Linked DNA regions of Mus musculus: regions 2 and 3 are each linked to region 1. The links are chromatin contacts, found by Hi-C or POLR2A ChIA-PET in ENCODE. All regions are on one chromosome and are shown on one strand. The core of a region is the stretch at or near the end of the contact, and the rest is flanking DNA. Distances in the headings are between cores, read along the strand shown.

Evidence for each region. A loop is a pair of places that touch in the nucleus more often than their neighbours do. ChIA-PET counts read pairs that join two places held with the same protein, here RNA polymerase II (POLR2A).
Region 2: a loop to region 1 is called in a map of left cerebral cortex, with 2.9 times the contacts of the local background. The contact joins two enhancer-like sites. A Hi-C loop is called at or near these places in 2 of 37 maps with a recorded cell type or tissue (gastrocnemius and left cerebral cortex). POLR2A ChIA-PET finds 5 or more read pairs at or near these places in 4 of 5 experiments (Patski and embryonic stem cell).
Region 3: a map of heart shows a loop between it and region 1 (4-fold over the local background). The contact joins the promoter of Tnfrsf21 here to the enhancer-like site in region 1. A Hi-C loop is called at or near these places in 12 of 37 maps with a recorded cell type or tissue (gastrocnemius, heart and left cerebral cortex). POLR2A ChIA-PET finds 5 or more read pairs at or near these places in 3 of 5 experiments (Patski and embryonic stem cell).

What each region holds. Positions count from the first base shown.
Region 1 is chr17:43,075,660-43,079,717 of GRCm38, forward strand. The region is part of intron 4 of Tnfrsf21 (tumor necrosis factor receptor superfamily, member 21); the gene reads left to right. Among named protein-coding and RNA genes, the nearest start is that of Gm34627, 39 kb to the right of the region's middle. Within about 2 kb of position 2,108, at least 2 of the 3 ENCODE cell types and tissues checked have a DNase peak (open chromatin) inside an H3K27ac peak, as active enhancers do; they include gastrocnemius and heart, where a contact is called at or near this core.
Region 2 is chr17:43,034,556-43,038,416 of GRCm38, forward strand. It overlaps Tnfrsf21 (tumor necrosis factor receptor superfamily, member 21), which reads left to right. Exons shown (of 6, transcript NM_178589.3): 2 at 3,040-3,691. Among named protein-coding and RNA genes, the nearest start is that of Tnfrsf21, 20 kb to the left of the region's middle. Within about 2 kb of position 1,710, at least 1 of the 3 ENCODE cell types and tissues checked has a DNase peak (open chromatin) inside an H3K27ac peak, as active enhancers do; it is gastrocnemius, where a contact is called at or near this core.
Region 3 is chr17:43,014,195-43,018,459 of GRCm38, forward strand. It overlaps Tnfrsf21 (tumor necrosis factor receptor superfamily, member 21), which reads left to right and starts at 2,361. Exons shown (of 6, transcript NM_178589.3): 1 at 2,361-2,898. The coding sequence starts at 2,803.

The DNA.
Region 1 (4,058 bases), core at 858-3,357:
ACTTGACATAAACTTCAGTGAGATCTGCCACACACACACACACACACACACACACACACCCATGAGAGGCTATACATAGTCTTTTGAAATGTGTACAGTGTATGATGTTCTAACCTAAGCAGATAAACACAGCTGGGGGAGACTGTCTACAGCACAGGAGTAATTTCCTCAAAGAAAATAATTTGTAGAAAGTAAGAAAAAGAGTCAGTTGGTACTGGACAGGAAATTGAGGACTTGTAACATAGGCAGATCTTTAGCCTCAGACTGTCAGACAGGAAAGGGCACAGCTTCGTGCCTTCTTCTGCTTTCAGAAATGTTTCCCTTCTACACCCTTACATATATCCAGAGAGATGCAAACTGTATACTCTGGCAGGCATACTCGCTGCCTATGGTATTTGCTATCCCAAGAGTAGAAGCCACAGGGATGCCAGAGCAGGTAAGTGTCTCCACACTTATCAGAGGACTTATCGAGAATGAGCGGCGTGGGTGGAGACTGTTTGTCCCTGCCTAGTGGTACTGTGTACACAGAGACGTGAGGAACAGTGCACGGGAAATTGCTCACACACTGGATAACCTCTGTGGGATCAGAACCTGAGGGGCTGAAACCTTGAAGTCTGAGAGGGGGACCATTAGGGTGGAAGCCAGGTGTGTTGAGGTTATAACAGCACCAATTCGTTGAATTTATTCAGCAATACTAATTTAATCAAATCTGTCAGGCTCAAAAAACCTAATTGAGGGCCTCTGAGGTGCCTCAGTGGGTAAAGACACCTGATGTCAAATCTGTGTTCTATCCCTACACGGAGGAAGAAGAGATCCACCTTCACCTAACTGACCTCTGACCTCCACCCCCCCCCCCACACACACACACACACGCACACACACACTAGGTGTGATATGTTTTAAACAATAAAATATAAGGAGAAATCTTTAAAAAAATTTTTCCTTGAGCCAAACATGGTACCTTTAATCCCAGCACTCAGGAAGCAGAGGCAGGCAGAGCTCTGTGAATTCAGGACCAGCCCGGTATATGTGTGTGTGTGTGTGTGTGTGTGTGTGTGTGTGTGTGTGTGTGTGGTTTAGCACAGCAAGGGTTGTGTTAGAGAGGTGCTGCTGTCTCAAGAAACAAAGCAAAGCAAAACAAAAACTTACTAACAAAGACTAACTTGAGTCTTTTTACATCAAGGCATTATTTATTGTGAAATTGCTTTCCATTCTTCGGGTCCTCGGGCAAAAATTTTTAAAAGTTTATGCAACGTGTTTTCCTGGTTAAAACTGTCTAGGCTGCACTAAGGGGAATCCCGGTTTCTAAACAGCATGATCTCCCAGGATCCTGACTGAGCTTGGCTACAATCTTCTAAGATGTGAGTGGGTTCCCATTCGCAACCAAGAAAGCCCGCTTACTCTCTTCCTCACTCCCTTTTATTTATTTATTTATTTATTTATTTATTTATTTATTTATTTATTTATTTATTTATGAGAAAGCTCACCCCATGAGTCAGCTCCCGGATGCAAAGGCAGTACTACTGCTGTCAGCAGCCTGGACAGCTTGCAGACAGCCGCCCCAGCAGCTGGGCGGGGCACTCCCGCCCGCCCTCCGGAGCCAGCTGGTTCTTACCAGCTTTGGCTGCTTTTGAAGCACGTCTTGTGGCTTCCCGCAGCTTTTCCATCTGAGCTCCGGGGAAAGGAAGAGTTCTTTTGCTTGAGACAAAGATTGACGGTTCACACTTGGACATAGCTAATCTTTGGGCTCCCGTTTTTTTGAAACTAATTCTCAGGAATGAATGGTCAGAACTCATGGATGCCGCAGAGAGGCAACATCACAGTAACTACCTTGATTTGGAATTAGGGGTTTTAAGATGCGATCTATCATGGCTAATTAATCTGTGGTTAACTTACGCAGAGTCTTCAGAAAGACTTCAGTTGTAGTAAAATCCTATCTGGTTGTCTGGGCCTCAACTAATCAGGGTGGGAGGAAGTCACTCTTCAGATAATTTCCCAGTGGCTTCAGGCATGGGCTAGCCAGGTTAGCATTGAGTTTCTCTCTGTGATGGAGAAGTTCACGCTGGGCTTTGCCTTGGCTCCCAGATTCTCTGTTCACTCATCTATGTTTCTTCTGCGGCTTGGCCAGGGAGTTCCCAGGGAGGTCCGTCTTGGCTTCTGTTCCTCCTCCTACTTCCATCCCATGACCTTCAGTGACCCTAGGGAGAGTTAGACAGTAGAGGACCTGTGCTGTCTGCCTGCTAATTGGTGATTTAGACTGGAAGTGTTGTGAGCACAGTTCCTTCCTTATGCAATAAACACACCTCTTTGCATGTCACCTGAGGTCTGGGCCAGGTTGGTGGAGAGGAAAGAAGAAAAGAAACAGCTTGTTAAGAATTCATTTTATTTCAACATACTTGCCTTATCTCTGTATATGTGGCTATTTCCAATACAATAACGCATGTCTGTGACTCCAAATATGGAATAACTGACCAGTATTTCCTGAAAGGTTTGGGAATCAACATCGTGACATTTCCATCTATGTACTTATTATTTGGAAAAACAAATCCTGGGGGTGGGGTAGGGGTAGAAGTGGGGGTGATAGCTGTGAAGGTGGCTCATGCTCTCCTCTAACCCCAGCACTCAGCAGGCAAAGGCAAAGGATCTCTGAGTTCGAGGTCAGCCTGGTCTACAGAGCGAGTTTCAGGACAGCCAGCCAGGGCTAAACAGAGAAACCCTGTTTCGAAAAACAAAATTGTTCGGTAAATTTGATTTATTTTAGGTAGGACTCCTTGTTCTGAGTTGGGTACAACAAGAATTCACACTTCAGAAGGATAATTTCAAAGTTAGTGTCAGGGCTGGAGAGATGGTGCCGTGGTGCAGGGAGCTTATTGCTTTAGCAGACAACCTGAATCTGAGTCCTGTTACCAACATCCGGCAGCTTACAACTGCCTGTAACTTCAGCTTCAAGGGATCTGATATTCCTCTGAACACACACACACACACACACACACACACACACACACACACACCGCAAATAAGTAATATAAATATTTTTTAAAATTATTGTCTCCTCTCATTTAAGATTTAAAGGAACCCTACTTTCCTTTTAATGAAGGCAGTGTGGGTTTTTTTGTTGTTGTTATTTCTTTTGTTTTTTGGTTTTTTTTTTTTTTGAGATTAAGATATTTCACCATTATATTTACCCCCTTCTTTTCCTTCCTCCAAACTTTCCCATATACCCTTTCTTCCCCTCTTTCAAATACATCATCTTTTTTATTATATTGTGATATTGTTAAGGGATCATTGTATCGGGCATTCTTCAGTCTGTGAACTTGGGAATGAAATAGATTCAGATAAAAATTTTATGATCTGACTTATCTGAAATCCTGCGAGCACATAGACTTAAATTCCTTTTTAAAATTAAAAAAAAAATTGAAAATGCATGTTTTGTCTGCACTTGAGTATGTGTATTGCAAGAAGCATGCCTGGTTCCTGTGGAGGTCAGGATAAAGTATGGAATCGCCAGAAACTGGAGTAGCAGAGGGTTGGATGCCACTGTGTGGGTGCTGGAGTTGCACTCAGGTCCTCTGCACGAGCAGCAAGGGCTCTTCACCCGCTGAGCCATCTCTCCAGCCCCAGATTTCACTTCTTTATTACTTTATCATCTGAATTTTTGCTCTCTAACATAAGGACAAGTAGATTCGATAGAGTCAGGTATTACAAAATACTGACCTGGCAAGAAAGATAAGGCTCAAGCTGAAATTCCTCCACGGACCTGCAGATGGTCTGAAATGTAATTTCATATTCATTATTTGCGCTGGGAAGGTGAGGGAAACAAGCTTGAGATACTATCACAACCCCCACCCGCTTGTCATTTATACTCCCTTGTGGCTGGAGTTTCCTTGAGATAAACCTTTAGTGCGAATTCTATTTGCTTGCTCCTCCTTAACTGGTCCATCACTGGTCTGCTGGATTCTGCACTACTTTCAAATAGAAAACACATTTTCGGTCTCAGCGGAAGTGTGTAGTGTTTACAGACTCCCTCACCCACCCTTCCATCCTAGAGCATCTGCATA
Region 2 (3,861 bases), core at 460-2,959, 42 kb before region 1:
CATTCTCAATTGCTCTTCCTTCCTATTTGGCGAGGCAGGTGCTTAAGCCAAACCCAGAGCTCAGTGATATGTGTCATCTCTCTAGCCTGTTTCTTCTAGGGATCCGCTGACACCTCTGTGATGGAATTACAGGTAGACTGATGTATCCACTTGATACACACTCTTCCCGGGCAATTTCAGTTTTATACTCAAAAGCCGGAAACTATGTTAGATCTCTCTGACCTGTCTTAGCCATGTCTATACACATGGTGGGGGTTGGGAGAGGAATCAAGGGTCTTAATTGGAAGGACCCAGCCTCGGTTTTCTTGACTCTCACTATCCATGACCTTGTCTCCCCTTTCCCATTTGTTTGTCTTCTCCTCTAGGGTTAGCTTTCACTATAATCTTTTTATATTGTGCAGGGGCCATCTTTAAATATTGTCTTCCATTTGGTCTATTTCTGCCCAGATCCATGGGGTTAGAGGGAAGAGCTAATGTGTGAGGTGCACATATGTGCATGTGTGGATGTGCGTGCGTGCGTGCGTATATGTGTGTGAACTATGTATGTATGTATGTATGTATGTAGAGGCATGTTCTCAGGTAGCTCAAGTGACTCTCAAACTTGACGTGTAGCCAAAGATAGCCTTGAACTCCTGATCCTCCTACCTCAGCTTCTCAAGTGTTGGGTTTACAAACTTGCGCCATCACAAGGGGATATTGTTTTGTTTTGGGACAAAGTTTCTTTATGTAGCTCAGACTGGTCTGGATCCTGTGATCCTCTTGTCTGAGTCTCCCTAGTACCGGCAAGTACTTCCACAACTTGGAAGGGGAAACTCTTGTTTAGATACAGTTTTTCCTTCTTCTTCTTTAAATAGCACAGTGGGATTAGCTATTGACTCTGGAATTGGGAGAGACTTTAGAGGACCCTGTAGTCTTGTTTGAGTAATAAGCTCTGCTCTCAACAGGCCTTCCCTCTGATTAGGCTTTGCAAAGCAGAGCTGCTCTGTTTGAGACAGAAGTGAGGGGGCTTGGAGCCTACCTCCCATTGCTCCTTGGCAAGAGGCAGCCCTGTGATTTTTGTCCAGTTCAGCGCTTGCTTCTTGTCCCACTGGTTTCTTCCTCCATCCACTTCGCTAAACACAGTTAATTCACACTCTCCTTTATTCTGTTTGCAGGAGATAGATGAGGTAATTTTATAGGTCAGCATTATAGTCCCTTAAAAACTGATAAAGGAGCCAGGCATGGTTGTGCAAACTAGCCCAGCTCCGTGGCTCATACCTGTAATCCCAGCAGCAACTGGAGAGTCTGAGTCAGGATTTCCACGAGGCCAGCCTGGGTTATAAAATAAGACTCTATCTCAAAACAAAATATCTTCAAAATAATTTTACCCCCACGAAATCAAGAATCCCAAATGGAGCAAGCATGGTATAGAGTGTAGGGAATGTGCAGTTGCTGGGTGGGGTTTGAACACAGCTAAGTGACCCCAACAAGTCAGACATCAGGAAAGAACCTACCATCCCTGTCTTAGAACAAAAGTCTGGACCCTTGTCTAGTCTGGTGGGTGTTGTCAGCAATGTGCACACTCAGGGTGGCTCCCTGGATCAGGAGCCCTGGGTGGGGAAGGCTGGGGTTGAGGCTCCATTTCCTAGAGCTTTGTGTATCTCCCCAGGGTGCACACTTTTGAGTCTACAGTGGGGGTGGGGCACTAATCTTGTACTCGGGCTCCATTGGACAGATGGTTTCCTCCACCCTGGGCATCTGCTGAACTCCGGATAGGGTGTCTGGGCTGGTTGTGCAAGTAGAGGGAGCAGGAAAAGGAAGGGCCAAGCCAAACGCTGAGAGAGGAGACTTACCACCAAGTAGCAGGATCTTCTCTTTCTCAATTTCCAATATGAAATTAAATTTCCCAACAAGAAAACCAACCACTATCCATCGCCAACCACCTCTGCCCCTACTTTCAGACTCAGAAGGAAGAAAACTAAGTATATCGTAAACTCTAAGGAGGAAACCTCAAGAACCGGTGAGAGGCGGGGAAGTACCCTGGCCCCACATAACTGTGGGGTTGGGAAAAGAATAGACTGGGGTCAAGTTTCGAGATGCTAAGAAGACAGACTCTTGATCACCTTGCAAGCAGTTTTTTTTCTTTTTCTTTTGCTTTGTTCTTTCAGTTACCGATGTAGCTGTAAATCTGTAAATCTAGAAGGAATTTGTTCGGTAGCTGGTAGCTTGGGGCAGCCATGATTTTCATACAAATTTCTCCATCTCACTGAGGATGGCAAAGACTATCAGGGCCTTCATTTTGACAGCCCCAGGGAAGCAGTCACTCTAGTCTTTTGCTCCCTGCTTCTCTTTCACAGCATCTCAGGACTTGGAACTTGGGATACCCCCAGGTGTGTGTGTGTGTGTGTGTGTGTGTGTGTGTGTGTGTGTGTGTGTGTGTGTGGTTTGTCCAGACAGGGTGTCTCCATGTAGCCCTGGCTATCTTAGAACTCAATTGGTAGACCAGACTAGCTCCAAACTCAGAGATCCGCCTGCTTCTGCCTCCCAAGTGCTGGGATTAAAGGCATATGCTACCACACCCAACGGGTCCTCCAAGTTTTTAATCTGGAAGTTGGTGAAACTCTGACCTGCTGGGTGAAGTTTTTATTTTAGAACATGAACACTGAGTTATTCTTGCTGGACCCAAGCTCAATGGGTAGATTTCTCAATGGATGCCTGCAGGGATTGTGTCTATCGGTTGTGGCCTTCAGAGACTGGACAAACTGCGTTTGAATCTAAAAGCACCAGCTCCATTGTTTAATGCACATAACAGGACTGTCAAAAGTATGGCTGTTTGTTAAAACAAAACAAAACAAAACAAAACAAAACAAAAGTTTATCATCAGGTATGCAGGTGCTATAGAAATGACAACTTTGGCACACACCTCCCTCTTTCTGATGTCAAGTTGGTGTGGTACCCGCCAGATCTTGAACAGTGGTGATGACCTGTTATTGCTGTTGCTGTTGCTGTTGCTCTGTTCGCCTCTGCTCCTCTATCTGACACCTCTCTTATTTCTTTCAGCTTGGATTCCTCAGCACCATCACAGCTCAACCAGAACAAAAGACTCTGAGTCTCCCTGGCACCTACCGCCATGTTGACCGTACCACTGGCCAGGTGCTAACCTGCGACAAGTGCCCAGCAGGAACGTACGTCTCCGAGCACTGTACCAACATGAGCCTGCGAGTCTGCAGCAGCTGCCCCGCGGGGACCTTTACCAGGCACGAGAACGGCATAGAGAGATGCCATGACTGTAGTCAGCCATGTCCATGGCCGATGATTGAGAGATTACCTTGTGCTGCCTTGACTGACCGAGAGTGCATCTGCCCACCTGGAATGTATCAGTCTAATGGTACCTGCGCTCCCCATACAGTGTGCCCCGTGGGCTGGGGTGTGCGGAAGAAAGGGACAGAGAATGAAGATGTGCGCTGTAAGCAGTGCGCTCGGGGTACCTTCTCTGACGTGCCTTCCAGTGTGATGAAGTGTAAAGCTCACACGGACTGTCTGGGTCAGAACCTGGAGGTGGTCAAGCCAGGGACCAAGGAGACAGACAACGTCTGTGGCATGCGCCTGTTCTTCTCCAGCACAAACCCACCTTCCTCTGGCACAGTTACCTTTTCTCACCCTGAGCATATGGAATCCCACGATGTCCCTTCCTCCACCTATGAGCCCCAAGGTAACTCAACCCCACGAATTGCTTGCTTGAGGAAGGCTTTGAGCCCAGTAGAGTGAGCTGCTAACCAAAGATGTTCTCTTCACTTTGCTAAATCTAAAAAATCATCCCTTGGAGGAGGGAACCTTCATTTTTTGTGTGGCTAATTAAATTTGGCTTCTTTGGACTTAATA
Region 3 (4,265 bases), core at 1,111-3,610, 61 kb before region 1:
GTAATTAAAACAGTTTACAGTGTAAAATGAAAGACATTTCTCTATTTTAAACATGCAATAGAGAAATGGCATTTTATATATTGTTTAGAAAGATTTATTTATTTATTTAATGTATGTGGGTACACACTGTAGCTGTACAGATGGTTGTGAGCCTTCATCTGGTTGTTGGGAATTGAATTTAGGACCTCTGCTCGCTCCAGCCAACCCCATTTGCTCTGGTTGGCCCCACTTGCTCCATCCCAAAGATTTATCTATTATTATAAATAAGTACACTGTAGCTGTCTTCAGACACACCAGAAGAGGGCGTCAGATCTCATTATGGATGGTTGTGAGCCACCATGTGGTTGCTGGGATTTGAACTTAGGACCTTCGGATGAGCAGTCAGTGCTCTTACCTGCTGAGTGCTGAGTCATCTCACCAGCATTTTATATTCTAACTAGATTCAATAGACACTTTTGTTTTGTTTTGTTTTGTTTGTTTTTTGTTTGTGATGAAGAATACTAAGGGGTTTTTACTTAGTTAGCAGTAAGCAAGATGAACTGAATATATTGTATCAAGAGGCATCGAGATTGCATGGCTGTAACTCAGGTGGTGATGAAGGAGGATAACCATCCCCTGGAGGCTAACCTGAGCTACACAGCAAGACCCAACCCAAAAGCAGCCAGCCAACCAAACCAAACTCAAACCCAAAGGCCCGTGAAAAATTGAATTCTGATGATTAGTGCCCCATAAGGACCTTATGGAACATGAAAACAATAGGAAGAACAAAGAGAACGAGCAGGTCAGAACCACACTTACCCAAATTAAAGTCTCCCAGCTTGGAAGATCAAATCATACATTACCTCAAGTAACTCATATTTGTCTGCAAGGTGTCAGCTGACCCCTTTTCTTTAATATCTCACTTCCCACCCCCACCCCCTTTTAAACAGAAAGACCTTTGATTGTGGTGGCCAATAATTTGAAGTTTTGAAGAATTAATTGGCCCTATTATACATGAAGACATAGTAATCCCCCTTCACTTTTGGAAGCCTCGGAGAGAGTTTGAGAATTTCAAGTTGAAATATCACCCCCTTTCACAAAATTCTGTATTTAAGGATAGTATTTTTCAGAATTTAAAAAAATTTTTTACTGGAAACTTAATATTACAGCATTCCCCTTCAGGGTTTATGGTCAAGCTTTTTTAAATATATGTTTTATTTCTTTAACTGGCAGATGTTTGAAAGATGAGAGTAGGATTAATCCTCATATTAATTTTTAAATACATCTCATTCTTCCAAAGAATGCCGAGAAAAAGAACCAACTCTCCATGTAGTAACTGGCAAGGAAGGAAATAGGGCTCCTACCATGGCAACTCCCTGTCAGGGATGCTTAGTGTTGTTTCTGTCCAGGTTCCTCACTGCTGAGAACAAATAGCCAACAATACTGAGAGACGGGGAGGTTTCTTCTGGCTAACAGTTTCAGGGATACAGTTATTGCAGGAGAGGAGAGGAGAGGAGAGGAGAGGAGAGGAGAGGAGAGGAGAGGAGAGGAGAGGAGAGGAGAGGAGAGGAGAGGAGAGGAGGCAGCTGGTTAAACCGGGTCTGCAGTCAGGAAGCAGGGGAGCCACACATAAATGCCGAGACTACACTTGCTTTTTCCTTTTGCTCCACTGTGAGAACACAGCAGACCTCAAAACACAGCAGTTTGGGAACCAACACACACGTCTCTTTGTGTCTGGCAATTGATGTAAGCTCCATGGTTTTTGCTTTTTTTCTAGCTCCTTTAATTGATTGATTGATTGATTGATTGATTGATTGATTTCTGAGACTGGATTTTGCTCTGTAAGCCAGGCTTGTGTAGAACTCCAATTTTGGCTGGCCTGGAATTGGAGAAGTTCATATTCTCATTATACAGAGTGCTTAATGGCACCGTTATGCTCAGGTCATTCATTCATTCATTCATTCATTCATGCATGCATGCATGCATGCATGCATGAGATAGGAGTTTTCTGTGTAGCTCAGAATTTCCCTCCAACTTCAAATTCTCCTTCCTCAGCTTTCCTGGCAATGAAAATACAGGCCTGCGCCATTATGCGCAAGTTATATTGGCTGTTGTTAATATTTATGTTAGGAAAAGAAAATAGTCTCTGTTTTACATACAATCTACTTGGAATCATTTTTTTTTTTTAAAGTTAAGTCGGGGTGAGGGGTGTGTGCAGGTTAACAAGCAAACGCAATTCCTCCAGCTAACGCCAAGGGGCACCCTCTCCTTCCCCTCGGTTTCTGGAGCGCCTTGAGTTCTTTCCATCTGCACAAAGAGCCCGGCCTCCTCCCGGGTGACATCACAAAGGGTCGTTCTCCGCCCCTTCGGCGCCACCACGTGTGTCCCCGAGCTGAGTGGCCATCCGACTCAGTCCCTCGCCGGCCGGTCTAGGCAGCGGAGGAGGCGAGTGCTTGATAGTGGCTGGAAGCTTCGCTATGGGAAGTCGCTCTTTAGCACTGTCGCGGCTAGCCCTGCTCTCTGGTTCTCCGCAGCCGCTGTCGTTGGAGAGCACCGGGAGGCGCGGGTTGCGAGCGCGCCTGCTTCTCACCGCCCGGGCGCCAGCGCCCCTGGGCAGGTGCTGAGCGCCTTTCGGAGCCTCCCCTGCTGCCTCCCTCTTCCGCCTGGGTGCCTGGCTGCTGCAGTGCACATGGGCTGCTGGAGGTAGATGGGCTCACCGCCCGTGAGGCGGCGGTGGATGCGGCGCTGGGCAGAAACAGCCACCAATTCCAGCTGCCGTGGGGCCGAGCGCCCCGGGCGCCGCTGCGAGCCCCGAGCTCGGCCATGGGGACCCGGGCAAGCAGCATCACCGCCCTCGCCTCTTGCAGCCGCACCGCCGGCCAAGTCGGAGCCACGATGGTCGCCGGCTCTCTTCTCCTGGTGAGCGATAGGAGGGGACCCTAGGGTGGCGGCTACGTTCGAGCCTGTGTCCGGGAGCCGGGCGGGTCCTCGGGCCCGTAGTGCCGGAGGCGCGCGGTGGGACCAGACGGGTTGGAAGGGTTGGTTACAAGGCAATAGCCAGACCGAGGAGGACTCCTACTAGATCGTGTGTGTGTGTGTGTGTGTGTGTGTGTGTGTGTGTGTGTGTGTGGTGAGCTAAGGCTAGTGAGTGTTAAAGAATTATTTTTCTTGCAATCTGGCTGCTTGAAGGAGGCGCGAGAGGTGTCCGCCTCGAGGTCCTGCGCATTTTTGGGTTTTTGCCCCCGACTCGGCCTATCTCGCACCCCAACACCCAGCCTCACCCCAATATCATTCGCTGCCAGACCCTCGGCGCGGTGCGAGGCCCGAGTAGTCCTGTCAGTAGCCAGCTGCCGGTTGTGGCCGCTCCTTTGTCGCTACTGCAATGTCATGTCCGGATGCTACCGCAGTGGAGACAGCCGGATCGGTGCGCTCCGGACGCGAGCAACCGCTGCATGCTTCCGCGCGCGAAGCTTTCCGGAGTAGGGCGCAGGCCACCCCTTGCTTCAGCTTCCTTGCTTCTCTCCTCCCTCTTAGTTCAGATGGGTCCTGATTTCTGCAAGCCAAAAGAAGAAGAAGAAGAAGGAGCCCGGGTGGGTGGTGGGGGTGGGGTGGGAGGGGGAGGAGGAGAAGAAGGACCCAGAGACCCAGGCGCCTCTAAAGCACAGGCTTGGAGCCAACCGGCGCTGTGGCTCTCAGTCGAGGGGGAGGGGAAAGAGCTACATAAAGGACGATTAATTTTCCCCATCCTTTTCTTATTTCTCCCTTTCTGTGTTTAGACATGTCACCAAGCAAGATGATGCAGGCTCTCTCAGCACCCAAATCTGGGGCGTGCCCGGATTGCAATCCTCCATCACTTTATCTGATCAAAACCTGACATCATCCCTTATCCAAAACTTACCCCCAGCTGGCCCTTTATTTCCAATATTGGGGCCAAGTGGGGAATTAGGTGGAAGAAAATTTGAATTCAAACCCTTGAGATGCTATAAACCAATCATGTCTTTCATCCCTGCAGGGAGGATGAAGGTTGTTAGCTAAAAACTAAACAAAAACAAAAAAGAGCTTGTTTTCATGGTTGGGCTGTGTAAGGGAAGGCAGGCCTCTTGTCTCCTTCCTCTAAAGGGCTTACTGCCTGGCCAGCCAAGATCTACTGCTTCCATCCCAAGGCATGACAGTTGCTATGGCCTGGGAATTCATTCTACAGACATTCTGGTTCTCTCTGTCTCTCTCTGTCTCTCTCTCTGGCTGACTCTCTTTCTGTGTGTGTGTGTGTGTGTGTGTGTGTGTGT